2 separate regions of the Homo sapiens genome follow, and region 2 is linked to region 1. The links are chromatin contacts, found by Hi-C or POLR2A ChIA-PET in ENCODE. All regions are on one chromosome and are shown on one strand. The core of a region is the stretch at or near the end of the contact, and the rest is flanking DNA. Distances in the headings are between cores, read along the strand shown.

What was found. Hi-C counts contacts between places; a loop is a spot of excess contacts on that map. ChIA-PET counts read pairs that join two places held with the same protein, here RNA polymerase II (POLR2A). Pooled maps may share reads with other maps.
Region 2: a loop to region 1 is called in a map of heart right ventricle, with 4 times the contacts of the local background. The contact joins the enhancer-like site here to the promoter of ABLIM3 in region 1. A Hi-C loop is called at or near these places in 16 of 168 maps with a recorded cell type or tissue (Caco-2, Calu3, HepG2 and 9 more) and 7 of 50 pooled maps. POLR2A ChIA-PET finds 5 or more read pairs at or near these places in 4 of 52 experiments (AG04450, MCF 10A, PC-3 and 1 more).

Annotation. Positions count from the first base shown.
Region 1 is chr5:149,139,144-149,144,921 of GRCh38, forward strand. ABLIM3 (actin binding LIM protein family member 3) reads left to right here and starts at 2,350. Exons shown (of 24, transcript NM_014945.5): 1 at 2,350-2,511; 2 at 2,866-2,965. The coding sequence starts at 2,953. LOC124901102 (a long non-coding RNA gene) reads left to right here and starts at 2,973. Exons shown (of 2, transcript XR_007058988.1): 1 at 2,973-3,646; 2 at 4,290-4,455. RefSeq lists a silencer at 2,216-2,465 and enhancers at 2,771-3,272, 3,273-3,772.
Region 2 is chr5:149,192,327-149,198,104 of GRCh38, forward strand. The region is part of intron 3 of ABLIM3 (actin binding LIM protein family member 3); the gene reads left to right. Among named protein-coding and RNA genes, the nearest start is that of ABLIM3, 54 kb to the left of the region's middle. Within about 2 kb of position 3,354, at least 4 of the 41 ENCODE cell types and tissues checked have a DNase peak (open chromatin) inside an H3K27ac peak, as active enhancers do; they include gastrocnemius medialis and heart right ventricle, where a contact is called at or near this core.

The sequences.
Region 1 (5,778 bases), core at 1,100-3,599:
GTCTCCCCGCTGTCCCAGGATTGGATTTATGCTTATGAGGTTGGAGTTCTTTTTATTTCTTTATTTTTTATTTTTTCTGCAATCATCCATTATTGGGTAGAGCTCTTGTCTGTCCTGTTCTCCACGGTATCCCCAGAAGCCAGCACTGGGGCTACCACAAAGCATACCCTCGATAAATAATTGCTGAGTGAATGAACTAATGAATGAATATCATGCTTTCATTTGACTATTTCTTATAATTTGAAATTTTCTGAACATTGAGGCCTTGGGTGATAACTAAATATGCTCATGGAATAGAACAGTTAATTTTACATGTCTAATTTATCTGAACTTTCTCCCAGAAAAATGTTTTTCCAAGCATTAGAATCTAGCAAGTTACCTGCAACTTGGAAACTGAACAAGGAATCCCATCTGAAAATGTAGAGGACACATAAAGTGGAATAATTTAAATATTTACTAATCACTTACGTTTTCAAAGCTATTTTAGGCCTCTACCCTTTTCAAAGAGCTGTCTATGAATCACCTGGGATGCTTGTTTCAAATGCTGAGCAAGGGAGTCCAGGGCCTGGGAATCTGCATTTTTGGAGGTATCTCAGGCGTTTGTTATCGACACAAAATTTTAAGAACGACCGTGAGGACATTAGGGCTATTTTTACCTCCACCCCATTGGACAAAATTCTTTTTTAAAAAATTATTATTATACTTTAAGTTCTAGGGTACATGTGCACAACGTGCAGGTTTGTTACCTAGGTATACATGTGCCATGTTGGTTTGCTGCACCCATCAACTCATCATTTACATTAGGTATTTCTCCTAATGCTATCCCTCCCCCAGTCCCCTATCCCACAACAAGCCCCAGTGTGTGATGTTCCCCTCCCTGTGTCCATGTGCTCTTATTGTTCAACTCCCACTTATGAGTGAGAACATGTGGACAAAATTCTTAACAATCTATCAAATGTGTTTCAAATCTATTGATCCTTAGGTTTATCCAAAGATTCTTTAATCCTGATCACCTCTCGGGGTCATGAGCCATATCCTTTTTTTCCTCCCTGTGTAAGGTAGAAACGTTGTATTTATCTAAAAGCATTGTATAAAAACATCGTATTTGTCTTTCCCCAATTTTAATAGGGCAGCTATCTAATCTCACACTGATATCCCAGACTTTAGTGCACTGAGCCACTCTCACACAGGATCAAGCTAGAAGTGAGAAGATCTGGTCCGATTCTGCCACAAGATGCTGTGTGTCTTAGGGCACGTTGCCCAGCCTCTCTGACACCCTGTTTCCTTGTCTAAGCTGGGGCTGTGAGTGTTCACAGCCTTTTGAGTCTGCACATGCTCTAATTGAAGTCATGCTATAGACAAGGATCATGTGCCCTCACAGTCTTGTTTTTCAGCACTCAAAAGTCATGCTTCTATGATCATGAATTAGGTTCAGAAAGTGACAGAGTAAGTAGTCACAGGAATGTAAAGAGCCCTACCCCACTGAATCAATTGTGACTAAAACACTTTGGAATATAAACTTCTACAATACACACGTATAAGACATAATTACAAAAAAAAAAAAAAAAACAACAACAACTTGGGGGAAGAGTTAGTTGACCATATGAAAACTAGGGTGGACCTGTGAGGCCACATACCTGCTGTTCTCCTCAGACGGGGAAGTGTTTCAGGGTGGGGCGCCTAGGCAGTCTACTCTTAGGGCTGTGTAATATTAAACCCAGAAAATGTCTGGGTTGCTCTGTCAACAAATATTTATTGGTAGCCACTATATGCCGGGCCCTGTGCTAGGTATTGGGGGCCTGTAGGTGAACCCTACGGACAGACCCATTCTTTCACGGAGCTAACATTCTCGTGGGGAAAAGAGGTAATAAACAATTCTAATGATGAATCAGCGATAGAGGATAAAGGGAATCTGTGAGGGAAGAGGGGACATAAACGCTGGGAGGCTGGAAGAGCCCCTTACGTGTTATCCACTTGTCCAGACGCCATATTCATAGTTGAGAAAGATGAGGCAGAGACGGTAGTGACCGGCTTGAGCCTAGACTGCGCCAAGCTTGCCAGAGCAGAGCCGGGTGGAAACTGTCTTCCTGCAAAGCCAGGTTTTCCTTCACGGCCCCTCCTAATGATGTTTCTTTTCCTATCATTGTCGAGCCCTTAGAACCCCAGGATCGAGGGAGGGAAAACAAGCGCTCAAGCACTCCCTCGTTGGTCCCAGGACACAAGGCCTCGTCCATCTCACAAGGCCTCGTCCATCTCCCATCACACCCTAGGGCCCAGGCAGAAGCCCGGCGGGGCGGGGCCTCGGACACGCGCCGGTGCGTCCAGCAGGTGGCAGCAGCGAGCGGCCGCGCCCCCTGCGCTGCCAACCCGCGAGCCCGCATCATGGATGTCGAGCTCCCCTATTTCGCATTGCTAGCCCTGGAATTCGAGACCCCAGACGAGGACCAGGATTCATGAAATCAGTCGCAGGGGCCGGGGCAGGGGCCTCTGGCTCCCGACACTGGCCGAGAGGTGGGTTCCGGGGCGGGTCGCTGCTCCTTGAAGCCGGGCGGGGACGCGCTGCCCCCGCCCTGCCTCCCTGTGGTCCACACCCCCTTTGGGCTCCGGAGCCGCTGGGCAGGAATAGTCCGGGGTGCGCGCGAGCAGGCGCTGCCAACCCCACTTCTGCCCGGGATTCCAATCTGAGGAGCAGGAGGACCGGGGCGCCGGTGTCCTGCCGCCTCCTTCTCCTTGCTCTCACCTGCGCCTATTAGTCCACGCGCCTTCAAGGCCAGGGGCTACAGCCCAGACAGAGAGGGGACAGCAGAGGGAGAGAGAGCACCTGAGGATACAGAGCTGGCACTGGACTGCCTTTTCACCCCCCAGGTGATGAGTGAGGTTCGAAGAACGGAAGATTTAAAAAGCAGCCGGGGCCTCCGTATTGAATGAAAGACCCAGTGCAAAGACATCACCATGAACACTAGCAGTAAGTGGATCCTCCTCTCCTTTGCCATGGGAACAGGGGTGGGGGCGGGAGGTGAGGGAGCCTGCGCTCGGGCTGCCTGGAAAGAGGAAGGAAGCCTGGCATCTCTGGACACATGACCCCCAGGCTCTTTTTTGGTGCTTTCCGTGCTCCTTGGCAGAGGGATAGCTTCATGACTCTGGCTTTTCGTGATAATTTTGCCAATATTTTATCAGCGGCGCCGGCCGCCTCTCCTGGGAAGGCTGCTCGTCTCCTTCTAGCACTGCCTGGGAAGGCCTAGGAAGCAGTGTGTGGCCATTGTCTGACTGTGGGGGCTCTGAGGAGAACTCCCTGCACACATCTGGAAAACCATGGAGGGCCCTGCCTGTCCCAGAGGTGGGAAGAGCAGGGAGGCTGGCCTGTGGGCAGGCGGGAGGGTAGGTGGGTGTGGGCAGGCAGTGGGCTGGGAAGCCGCAGTTTGATAAACAAATAATCGCCAAGCCACCTTTGGGTCTGGAGATTGTGAAAGATCCAGCTCCCGAGTGCCTGCAGCCCGGTGGGCCCAGGGCTGGTTTCTCTATGTACCTGCAGGCTGGTTAGCTATCCTTGAGAACAAGAAGACAGGAACAGCCCTTTGGCCAAGGGCTCTAACATGCCAGAGGCAACAACTGCTTGCAGAGCCAGGACCAGATATTTTGCTGCCAGGTAGGGCCTCAGCTACTGAGAATGCAGTCCGAAATTCAAGAAGGCACAGTCTGTTTCTCTTCAATGTAGCGCTGTGACCTGGGAGGGCATATCTTGGTTCCAGACTCACTCTCCTGCCCTCTTGTCAGCTTGGCCTGTCTAGGTTATTCCAGCATCGCATAGGGCTGTTGAACCAGAGAACCCCTATGAACAGTCACTTCCCTGGGTCTATGACTTTGTTATCAGTCCCCTCTCTGCATCTCAGACTGCTCATCTGTATGATGAGAGGGGTTGAATTAGAAAGCCTTCTAATCGGCCAGGCACCGTGTTCCATGCCTGTAATCCCAGCACTTTGGGAGGCAGAGGCAGGTGGATCACGAGGTCAGGAGTTCGAGACCAGCCTGACCAACATGATGAAACCCCGTCTCTACTAAAAACACAAAAATTAGCCAGGTGTGGTGGTGTGGGCCTGTAATCCCAGCTACTCAAGAGGCTGAGGCAGGAGAATTGCTTGAACCTGGGAGGCAGAGGTTGCAGTGAGCCGAGATCACACCACTGCACTCCAGCCTGGGCGACAGAGTGAGACTCTGTCTCAAAAAATAATAATAATAATAATAAAAGAAAGCCTTCTAATCTAAGAATCTACACTTTTTTTCTTAAAAAGCTAGAGCTGAGCAACAAGGCCAGAACTATCAAGACCTTATTGAAGCTGTATCCAGCCAAAACCTACTATTTCCTCACACACCCCACCCCACCCCCACCTCCTAGCATGGAAGAGAAAAAAAAAAGCAAAAGCTACTGAGATGAAAATAAAATATATTTATTTACTACGTATTTGTATGATTCATCTCTCTGCTGTCTTCCTTTGTGTATTGCATATCTATGCTAAGCTAGCGAGTGTGGCTGGACTCCCTCTGCCTCTTACAGCCAAAGAATTTTGCCTTTTGATTTTGACAGGCTGGAATGGTGTTTTGGCTTCATACCAGGCTCAGGAAAAGAGGAAAATCCTGTAGCCTCTATCAGCTAGTGGGTCACATGTTTGCATTTGCATGTTTTCAGGCAAATAAAGATGTGAGTTGCCTGTCACTTCTCACTATCTCTAGGAAAAAAAAATGTATTTATGAGAGTCCTTTCCCACTAAGTGACAGAAAAGAAAGATGGCTCATCTATTTTTCAAGGAACTAAGAAAAGAAACAGGCAACTGACTCTGCCCTTTTCTCTCTCTGGAATGCTAAGGAACTCTTGTCCTATTAGTAACACTGAGTATTCCTGAAAGAAGGAAACAGACTATCCTTCTTTTAAGAAAAAGAAAGAAAGAAAAGAAAAAAGAATCAATAGAGTTGGATACTGCAGAATATGAGGACTGGCAAAAATGCCACTACTTTTTATAAGCAGGGAGAGTGTGTGAATTTTGCAGTAATGGAAAATGAACAGAGGAGAATGGCTCAGCAGCCTTGGAAGCCCTCCGGGTTCCCCCCAGGAGGAAGTGCTTCTCTAAACAGACACCTGGGGGACACAGCAAGCACAGAGCTTTGAGGGCTTAACTCCATCATCATGGAGGTACCTCCCAAACCCACGAGTCTGCAAATGCAGAGAGTAGACATCAGACCTCACAAGAAAAGGAGTAACAGAGCCATAGGGTGATATGGATAGGGCATTGGCAGGAGGTCCTTGGGTCACCTGACTAAGCAAAAAAGCTCCCCTTTGAGATGTGAAATTCTTAACTTGATCCTCATGCCTGATATTGTCCCTAATAGAAACTCTTGCTTAGTTTTTCTTTCACTTCTATTTATTTAGTCCTTATTCTCCACCAGCCACCATGCTAAGCACTCCCCTGATTGAGCTCACCAGACTGTCCCACCCAACCTGTGAGATGGGTGTTTTTACTCATTTTATGGGTGAAAATTTGAAGCTGTGTTCAGAAACGTTGTAGTTAATGCTCAGTGGCTTCTTCAAGTCATGCAGTTAATTGTTGGGTTATGAAAGGTACTTGGATGTGTAACACATTTGACACTGAGTACAACTCCTAATCAATGATTCAAATGTCAACACTGAAATAGAGGCAAAGCATGAGATTACAATCATCCCTTTGTACACATGGGGATTGGTAAAACTGTGCATACTAAGTCCTGCAGTCAGCCCTGTGGAACCTG
Region 2 (5,778 bases), core at 2,104-4,603, 54 kb after region 1:
GAAAAGAACCCATTGGTCACTTTTAGATAATGCTGGTGAAATCATTATTTTGAAACAAATAATATGGGCAAAGAATCAAAACTTTAACCTATTGTACAAACTGTACAGTACTTAACTGTAAGCAAAGGGTTAATGAAAGTTTCTATCTACAGAAACACTCCACCTACGGGGCGCCTGTAGTCCCAGCTACTCAGGAGGCTGAGGCAGGAGAATGGCATGAACCTGAGAGGCAGAGCTTGCAGTGAGCCAAGATCGGCCACTGCACTCCAGCCTGGGTGACAGAGCGAGACTCCGTCTCAAAAAAAAAAAAGAAAAAAAAAAAAAAGAAAGAAACACTCTGCCTAATAAATGAAGAATTAAATAATTAGAATATTTTAATTTTGCAAAGCTTTAACGAAATAGTGTATCTAGCAATGATCATCAATAGCCATTTCTACTCACCAACACCACCCCCCAAATCATAGAAGTGCAGAACATCAATGTAGTATTATTCCTAAAAAGAAAAAAATAATCAGACCTGAATTTCAAGTCTGTAGATATAACCACCATTTATAGAAAATGTAAAAGAGAGGAGAACAAGTTAATCAACACCATAGGGATACAATCAGCAAAATCCAAACTGCAGAAATGACTCAGTCTCTTTAATAAATACATTGCAAGGAGAAAATAAGAAGGAAAAATAACTAGCAATTAAGGGACTTAAGAGGTACATCAGACAAATGCAATGTATGAACCTTGATAGATTTTTATTCAAACAACTGGTCACTAAAACAAAAAAAGAAAAGAAAAAAAGGATGGGATAATTGGAAAACTTGAACACACTGACTTGATAATGCCTTAATAGACATTATTTTCAGTGCTTTTAGATTATTGTGGTTGGCTTTTTTAAAGAGTCCTAATATTTTAGAGATACATTCTGAAATAATAATACTAAAAAGAAAGTCAATAAGAATTTATTAAGGTTACTAAATACAGAATAAATATAGAAAAAAATTGCATTTGTATTCACCATTAACAATCAAGACGCCATTTACCTGAACAAGAAAAAAAGTTTAATTTAGAAATAAATTTTATAAAGTTGTATAAGATAAAAATTATAAAATTGTTAAATTTATAGAATATCATAAGAAAGACATTAAATACCTAAATAATTTTTTAATATGCTAAATTCTCTGATAGAAAGATAGAAATATCAAAAAGATGACAGTTCTACTCTGGTTGAACTATATAGTCAAAACAATTCTAATACATTCCATAAGGTTTTCCATAGAAATTAAGAAATCAGTTAAAATTATATTCTTGACAAAAGGCCAGGAATAATCAAAGCATTCCTAAAGAACAACAAAGCAAGAGGGCCTGTCCTACCAGATATCATCATTTGTTATTAAAACCTATTAAGACCATGTGATCTTGGATTAAGGACAGATAAAAAGACCAATGGAACTGAATATAGAACCAAACACAAACTTTCATACATATGGAAACTTGCTTTTTGCAGATCAGTGGGGAAAGATTAGACTGCTTAATAAATGATGCTGAGATGATTAATTATGCATGTGGGAGAAAATCAGATCCCTACTGTATATCATTCCCTAAAGTCAATTCCAGGTGGATTTGCTTTACTATGAAAGGCAGCTCAATAAAATTTTTAGAAGACAATATAGGAGATACCTTTTTAGGATTTCAGGGTAGAGAATAATTTCTGAAACATGACACAGAAAGGGCAATCCATAAAGGAAAAGATTCACAAATTCAACAACGTAAAAACTGAGAACTTTGGTTCATCCAAAAACAAGAAAAGGGGAGCAAAAGCAAGCCCCAAATTGCAGAAGATATTTGTAATAAATGACTGAAAAAGGATTGATTTCCAAAATATATTAAGAATTTCTACAAGTCTAAAATGTAAAAAATGAGCAAAAAACATTAGCAAGTATTTTAACATTTGAAAAAAATTCTCAATTTGATTAACCATTAGGGAAATGAAATTTAAAAATCACAAAATGATAAATGATATCATTTCACATCCACTATGTTGACCAAATATGTCAGATATTACTAAGTACTGTTGATGATATATATCAGTGGGAACAGCTGGTGGGAAGGTAAATAGGAAAAGCTCTTTGGAAAACAGTGAGGCATTACCTCACAAATGCAAGAATGTTTAGAACAGCATTTCCATAAAAGCAAAAAACTGCAAGTAGCTCAAATGCCCTTCAGCAGTGGAGTAGACCAACTGTGATGTATTCAGGCAGTGGAATACAGCACAGCAGTGAAAATGAGTGAACTGCAGTTACGTGCATCGACGTGGATGAATCTCAACACACAATACTCAGGGAATGAAGCAGGCACGGGACAATTGCAGTATGACTCCATCAACATAAAGTTCAAAAAGTGGCCAAACTAAACAAAATATTGTTTATGGATACATCACAGGTGGTAAGACTATAAAGTAAAGCAAGGGAATGATAAACACATAATTAGGGACGGTATGGGACAGAGGTGCTCTTAAGGAGAGGAGAACAGGCTTCTAAGGAATTGGTGATGTTCTGTTTCATAAACTCGGTAGTGGGTACATGGGAGTTATTTTATTATTCTTCTTTAAACCATACATACATATTCTATACATTTTCTCTATGTATAATATATTTCACAATGAAATGTTCTGAATAATGAATTAGATCACCCTCAGGGGCCCTTCTAACTCTTGGATTTTGAAATTTCATAAAATCCAGTCTCATTCAAAAAGTTGAAAATCACTAAAACTGTATGACAGAGTCTTGCACTTTCTGTTCTAGATGTGTCCTCAGTTAACCACCCAGCCCCTTCATCTTACAAATGAGCTCCAGAGAGCTGGGATAACTTTTTCAAAATCTCCCAGCACTTGAGTGCTAGAACAAGACCACAGACAAAGGTCCAATAACCTACAAAACATCACATTGTTCACTGACGCATTCTGGGGCTGTGTGCAAGTCCTCCTTCTGGGCCTTATATTTACATTGAGCATTTATTCCGGATTTGCTCAAAGCAGTTTTAACGTTCAATATTGCGTTTCACTCAGCCTCAGATCCATCTGTCATGCTGGTCCAGCTTGCCTTCCATCCCTGTGCTCCCCACTGTATTTCCAGGAACCCCTGAGAGGCTTATCAACCTTTACATCCTTTCTACCAAAAGCTTCCTCCTTCAGCTCCTTGGGGGCAATGGAGGACTGATTGTTCCAAGTTTTCCTATGGTGGCCTGGATTTCTCCACTGGGAGAGGTGGCTCTGGGGGTGGAGTTGGCAAAGGAGACAAAGGAGAGAAAAAAAAAAGGGAAAAAACCGGAGCTGTTTCCAATGAGGTTGTAGGCCATGACCTAATTGATTCCGCAGCCATGAAGTCAATTGTTCCACCACCTGCACGGCCCAGAACAGCCTGTGCTCTGGTTTGCCTGCTCGTGAGACCAGACATTGTTTGATGTGATGAATTTTCATAATGCCTGATGGAAGATGAACCCTTCCCAGACTTCTGCCACCACCACCATCTCCACCACACTCCTGCCTCTTCGTAGGGGTGGGGTCGGGGGCCACAAGCAATGCTCCACACTGAGTTTAAAATGTTTAGGCGTATAGTAAGCGCTAAAGGAAGCTTTTCTTCTCATAGACTTACAGCATGTCAGTTCTAAAAGAAAAGCTCAGCCTCTTCATTCTGCGTACAAGTGAACAGAGGCCCCAGAGAAGTGAGGGTAAAGTTCACTGTTGTCCAGAGACTCAGTGGCAGTGATGAGACCAGAGGTTGGGTGGTCTGACTATCAGACCACTGTGTCTCCCACTGTCCTGAGCTGTTCCCTCCCCTCATGCAGTGACTTCTGAAGCTGCCTTCTCCTCACTCAGCCTCACCCCTTAAGCCTCCAGTCCCCAAAGGTGAACAAACATTTATGAAATATTTCTGGCATTCACCTGGCAGTCTCTCCTATTTTTAACCTGGCTGCTTTTGCAAAACAACTTCCCCTGTTAAAGGTGAGATAGTATTTGCTGGGGTGTTTTCACTCAGTTCCAGGTTGACTCTTCAGACTTACAGTCTTGCTAACTATCTTATTGGTTTTCCCATCATTGATCACCCTTGAGAAAGCTGACTTGTACTAACCAACTCCTCAGAAAACTGATGTAGAAAGCCCGAATACCTGTTCATCAATGTGGATGAGAGGTGTGACCTTGAGTTGGATTGTTTCATGGTGGCCTGGCCAGCACCTGGCCTCTCAGAGGCAATCTAGGTGGAAAGTCAGTCCATCAGACAGCAGCCTCAGAACCAGGGGAGCTGGTGACAGGATTTGAATGGGCACCGCAGTTGCCTTCCTCTGATTGCTAATCAGGCCCCTTCCTCGCTGGTGCATCCTTGCTTTAGCTGATTGGTACATTCAGTGGGTTTCTACAGTTCTGGTGGCCCTGTGAGCCATTTATTGCCTTGGAAGAAATTTTGCATCTTTCTGCTCTGCCCATCATGTGTTGATTTCACAACTTAACTCCTTACAAGTAAATCTCATATTTCTAAGTCCTTCAGTGGGGGTGGATCTCACATAATTCAATTGTTGAAACACCTATAAATCTACTTGTTTTTCTGTTTTGTCCTACATTTATTTCTCCCTATTATCCAAAAGAATATTCCAAAAGACTAGGAAATGCCTTGTAAAATCCTGTTGCATCTCTGTTCAAAAGCCATCGATGCAATTGATCATTTTTGCAGCTGAGTGATGGAGAATTATTACAATCTTCTCCCATTTTTGTATATGTTTGAGATATTTTTCTAAATTTTTCTAAACTAGGGAAAAAAACGTCCACGGCTCTTCAGTATCCTACAAAACCTAATCTTCTTAAACTGGATTCAGGCCTTCCTCCAACTGGTCTGCACAATCTTTTCCTGCATTACTTCCCACCACTTCCTACAAACACCACCCCTACTTCTAGCCTTTACACAAATATCACTTGCACCTTCCTGCCTCTGTGCTTTGGCTCATTCATTCTGTTCCTTTAGTGTTCAACTCAGATGCTACCTCCTCTGAAAAGCCTCCCATGATCCCTTGCAACTGACAAGGCTTCCTTCTTCTACCTCATTCACAGTCCTTACTGCTTGCACCGGTTCCGTGGACCATCACCGATGATATGGGACATTTTTTCTATATGATCTTCTCTCTGCAGCATTTTTAGCTCTTTGAGATTCAGGGATTGTGTTTTATTCTTCCTGCCTGAGAATAGACACCCCCCACTCCTTATGGCTATGGTGAGCACAGATTCTAGACTTCAAATCATCCATCCCATTGCCATCCGAAGGTGTCTCCAGGTTGGGATTTGGAGCATATGGTCCTCACACTGCTCTTCACCTGGCACAGAATCATGCACATAGGAAGTACCCAGGAAATGTTTAACTGAATGATTCTTTTATTACATTCATATTTCCACCAGCTGTGTGGCCTTGCGTGAGCCACATGGCATTAAACTTTTCATTCATGTATTGGGAGGATTGTACACCACCAGTGCTTCTTAGTGTGCATCAGAATCAGCCTATCCGGGTGAGGGAATGCTGTTCAAATGCAGATGCCCAGGCCTCAGTCCCATGGAGTCTGATTCAGGCCCGGGCATCTGGATTATAAGAAGCTCTCGGGGTGATACTGATGCTAGTGGCCTACTGGCCATTCTTTAAGGAATACTGGCCCCAAAGGCCTGTGAAGTCTGACATGCTACCATTCTGTGGCCACTTCTTTAAGGAATACTGGCCCCAAAGGCCTGTGAAGTCTGACATGCTACCA